Regions from separate parts of the Homo sapiens genome. Here region 2 is linked to region 1. The links are chromatin loops, found by intact Hi-C in ENCODE. Cell type or tissue: K562. All regions are shown on one strand.

Region 1 (2,500 bases):
ACGTCAGGTGGAAAAGCAGATGACTGAACAGGCATTCCAGGAGAAGGAATGGTGTGAGCGGCGCCATCCTGGAAAGCTGAAACCCCAAGGTGAGATTTTACTGAGAATCTGAGAACACTTGTGTCTATTTCTTTTGAGGGACATATTCTAAAACTGCAAGGTGGATAGGAAAATAGAGCCAGCAGGAAATTAACGCAGTAATAGCAGCATACTGGCCCTGAGCAAAATGAGAGCACAGCTATCTTCTGAAGAGCTGAACCATGTCAATTCACCTGGTGCCTAGGGCACTTCTGACTTTGGAAATCCTGTTGACATTGATCAAGCTGAACCAGCCTAGCCTGAACATGATGACAGCCACTACTCAGCCTGTGCTCTTCTCAGCCTGGACTGGAGCTGCACGAGCTCTGCCTGACCACTTCACGTGGTCTCTGGGAAAGTCAGATCCGAAGGAAAGAAGGCCACAGGGGGCCCAGAGAGAAGAAGGTGAACTTTAGGCCCTGGCTGGATCCGATTCGGAGTTGAACAGATTAAGTTCCAAGATTAGAACCAGACTGTCCTGACTGTACAGGTGTAGGGAAGTCACCTTAAGCTTTGCATGTTAAATTGCAGTCTCTTTATCTCTAAAATGGAGATGATGATTCTGCCTTCAAGGTTTGATGTCAGGATAAGAGGAAGTAACACAGGAAAAACAACTAGCAAGGGGCCTAGTCAATGGGAGGTGCTGGAAAACATTAGTTTCCATTGCCACTGTGGAATAGTTAGAATGAGGCAATCATATAGAAAAATAATTAGACTCTTTCCTATCCTCAAAATACTCAAGTTCTCTGAAAATGCAATGTGATTATTTTTAATCAGCTGATTGGGATCCAGGATGACTTCATAGTCTTGTGAACCTAATTGAAACACATCCAGCTCTTATTGCTGTGAATTGGAGAACTGCAGGCTGCTCTGAACTCACAGTGACCCCTGTACAAATGACCATTTCATCAACTGCCTGGGGAGGAGGTTCAGAGGCATGAAAGGGAGACACGGGCAAGGACATAAGCTCATTTCCTTCTGGGGCTTGAGGAGTTCGTCAACAACATTTTAGTGATTCAGTAATGAGTTGCTGGTTCCCTAGAGGCGAAACAGGTCTCATGCTTCCCTAGGGAGGCATGAGACTACCAGAAGATAGTTTCCTATCTCGTACATCATCTCTTGATTTTACCATCTGACCTGTTCAGTTTATCTTTGTATGGTTTCCAGCTCCTAATTGCATACCCTGGCATGACCCAGCCACCTCCATTGAGCCCTTCATGGCACATGACTGTACCTTCCGGCTGTTTTCAGGCTGGTGAGAGAGACCCTTTCATATTTATCCTCTTGGTAGCACAGTCTTCTCTGCAGCTGAAGATAGAAGCCAGGGTAGTGATTCTAAGTGACACTTCAGATGTCACTCTTCAGCTACCTGAGATGAAAAATTGGGATTCCTGTTTCATACAAAAGGAGCTTGAAATTGTACCCAGGGTATGGGAAGATGCCAAGATGGTGGCAGCTACTGAATGCTGGGATCTTATAAATAAATAGAGGCTCAGAGAAGTTTCAATGACGCAGCTGGTACGTCAGGGCCAGTCAGAGAGGGACTTAGGTCGGTGTGATCTCACATCCAGTGCCTCTTTGTTCATCTCAGACCCGCTTCTGAGGCCAAACCAGGGCAGTGACAGCAGGAAGGAAGGGGAGGAGTGGTTCCAGAATTCCTTGTGGTATGAGAGGCATGACGTGCCACACAACACGTCTCCTAATGCTGGGTGACTGTGAAAAAGCCTCTAACTATTTTATTGTAAACCCCAGCAAATGCCAGGGCAACCTAATGACTTGGATTCTCCACAAAGAGAAAGCTTTTGGCACTGAGACAAAGACCTTAAATCCTCCTAAAGTTAAAATGAGCCCTAAATTTGCATTTCAGCTCCCTTCTTTGATTCTTTAGTGGTTTAACTTTGAAATGAAACACAAATTTCTTGGGGGATTTTTCTAAACTGGTTGCAAAGACCAGATGACCAGCTTCCCCGGCTCCTGTGTGTTTAGACCCTGTCATCACAGCCTGTGTGTCCGTCCCAGTCCCACTGCAGGGACTCAGGCAAAAATAGTAAGTGAGGTCAGACCTCAAAGGAAAAAAAAGCCCTTGTTATCTAAACAGAAGGAATCAAATCATCTTTTAAGTCTAAGGTTAAGAAATGCCTTACTCCTACTTGGATCTGTGTTTGTGGATGAATTACTTAATCTTTCATTCATTGGTACACGGGCTCAGAATGTCTTCTGCGAGCCGGATGCCAGGGAGGATGAGATGTGGGCCTGGACACAGCAGGTTTGCCGTGAGGCCAGTGGTGCTTGAGCTTCAGGGTACCTCACCACGCTCCTGGCCTCTTCCAAGGCAGAGGGGCCTTGGTGATGTGGCACACGGTCTTAGGATTTTGTAAAACACTTATATGTAACACTTAAACGTAAACACTCCCTCAAAAGA
Region 2 (2,500 bases), 210 kb before region 1:
ATTCTCATCTTCGGTTACTCTAAGGTTGTGAGAAACAGTAAAGAGTTTCCATTGTGAGAGTGACTTGATCTGATTTGTGTCTTAGAGGATTACCTTGCAGTACAGAGGGAGGCTGGAGACAGGTAGGCTGACTAGGTGGTAGCCACAGCCCAGGTGGAAGGTGAGCCCTGACCTGTGCTGCAAAGGAGCAGATGGATGTGGCTGTGTGAAGGAAGTAGAGTGGGCAGGATGGGGTGATCCATGACTCTGGCTGGAAGCCCATGGGTGGGGTCCCTGGGGAGGACTGACATGGGAGAGGAGGAGGAAGGGTGGAGGCTTTTCCAAGATGGAGTGAGACCTCTGGGTTCACACTTCTAGCACACTGCTCTTTCTACTGCCCACCACGGAGGAATGAGGTCTTGGAGGCTTTTAGGATGCTGAGCAGATCCCTTTAGATTTGACAAGGTATGCAATAGGAAGCAAACTTCCAGGGAGCAATTATTTACAGGCGAATCTTGATTTGATAAGGAGCAGAAGACTATCAGTTGCATTTTCTCTGCTATCCCTTTAACTCTCAAGCCCATTCTGATTTTATGGTCCCCTAATTAACTAGACAATTAAACAAATGTAAATAGCCATTTCATTCATGCAGCACCATGCTTTGGTGCTGCCTTTATGTTCAGAGTTCTCATTAGTAGCCCAAGTTATTTCTCATTTACATGCAAGGACTCAATGCTCGGAGAACTGCAAAAAGTAGCTCAATTTCTCACAAAGTTAAATTGATGATGCTGTACCTGAAAATGGTATATATGTATGATTTTATTGTTCCCTCAAACATTATGCTAACAATACCTTCCTGTGATTATGACTGATGATTTGTTAAATGATTTGCATTCATTTAATGCATTTTTGTTAAAGAGTATATCTACTACTTTATTAATACTATCATTTTACTACTATTATCATTTTCCTTTTCACCATTTGTTTTTCTATCTGCTGGGGCCAGGAAAAGAGAGTCAAGGTGATGGCTCCAGAAATTTCATAAGATTCCCCACCTTCCCATTTTGGAAGCCGAAATGACACCTTAGTCAATGGTAGACACCTTAGAAAATGGTAGTGGAAGTACATTTTGAATGCAAGGTTCCAAGTAGAGATCTGAGACTTGTCGACTCTTGGTGGCAGCATGGGCTTCTGTAAAATACACAAACTTTAGAGTTGCAAGAAATGGGTTTAAGTACCAGCTCTGACTTTCATTAGCTGGGTGACCTTGGCCTGTTTCCTACTTTTCTATTGACTTATATGAAAAATGAGGAGGGATTCTACCTTCCTTATTTGTTGGTGTGAGTATAAATGAGACATTCCATGTACAAGTATTTCGTAAAATCCAAAGTGGTCTAAAACATATCACTTCATTTCACATTTATTAATTTTTTTTACTGAATTGATTTTTCTTTCAATCATGTCCTACCTTAGACTGTACTCATTTCTGCGCTATACTCATGTACCACTGGAGGTGTACTTCTATCATTCGTTCATGCCTTCAACAGATATGCATTGGGTATTTGTTATCAGACACTGTGTTAAACACTTAGCCCTCTGTACTGAAATTATTCAAGCATTTTTTGAAGAGACTACTTGCTTTTTGAAGGCAGGGATGCATTTTTCCTATTTTTGAAGGAAAGGAGTATCTGTTTGTTTCTTGAAGTCAAGGAACTCTGTATCCTAGCTCTTTGCAAAGTGTCTGATGTACCATAAATATTTATCGAATTGAACTGAGACCTACATCCCTCTCATGAGCCCATGTCCAGTCTGATTATGTTATATAACAGTAAAGGGAGAGGAAGAGGATTTGAGAAGCCTAGGGACTTAACATGCTTTAACATATTCTTAACATGCTTACATAATCAACGATAGCAACAATATTAGAATATATCTGTTTTTAACAAATGAATTCTCATTCTTTGCAGCATTAGCACTGTGTCCTGTTTGGACCTCTTGCTTCCCTAATCCTTGCCCATTCTCTAGTTTTGTGCTTGTCCCAGCTTCACACCTAGTGAGTGATTTTTCTTTCTATGAAAACTTGTCTCTCCGTTCTGGGGTGGTACCTCCATAGATGCACCACTTGGAATAACCCTGCTTGACTACAGACCTTCCAAGCCCTGTGCCCTGGGCTGGTAAGCAACTTCAGCAAAGTCTCAGCATACAAAATCAATGTGCGAAAATCGCTAGCATTTCTATACACAAACAACAGGCAAACCAAGAACCAAATCATGAATGAACTCTCATTCACAATTGCTACAAAAAGAATAAAATACCTAGGAATACAATTAACAAGGGAAGTGAAGGACCTCTTCAAGGAGAACTATAAACCACTGCTCAAAGAAATCAGAGACACAAACAAATGGAAAAACATTCTATGCTCATGGATAGGAAGCATCAATATTGTGAAAATGGCCATATTGCCCAGAGCAATTTATAGATTTAATGCTATTCCCATTAAACTACCATTGACATTCTTCAC

What was found. A loop is a pair of places that touch in the nucleus more often than their neighbours do. Peaks named below come from ENCODE experiments on the same cell type or tissue, not always from the same donor. Only the 100,000 strongest peaks of a DNase experiment are listed, where the experiment ranks them.
Region 2: a loop joins it to region 1, with 3 times the contacts of the local background. A loop is called at or near these places in 2 of 110 quality-filtered maps.

Annotation. Positions count from the first base shown.
Region 1 is chr2:12,168,202-12,170,701 of GRCh38, forward strand. The region is part of intron 3 of MIR3681HG (MIR3681 host gene); the gene reads left to right. Among named protein-coding and RNA genes, the nearest start is that of MIR3681, 30 kb to the right of the region's middle. In K562, no CTCF peak of the experiment used is centred here; a DNase peak (open chromatin) is centred at 1,000.
Region 2 is chr2:11,957,470-11,959,969 of GRCh38, forward strand. No RefSeq gene overlaps it. Among named protein-coding and RNA genes, the nearest start is that of MIR3681HG, 48 kb to the right of the region's middle. In K562, a CTCF peak has its summit at 1,149; no DNase peak of the experiment used is centred here.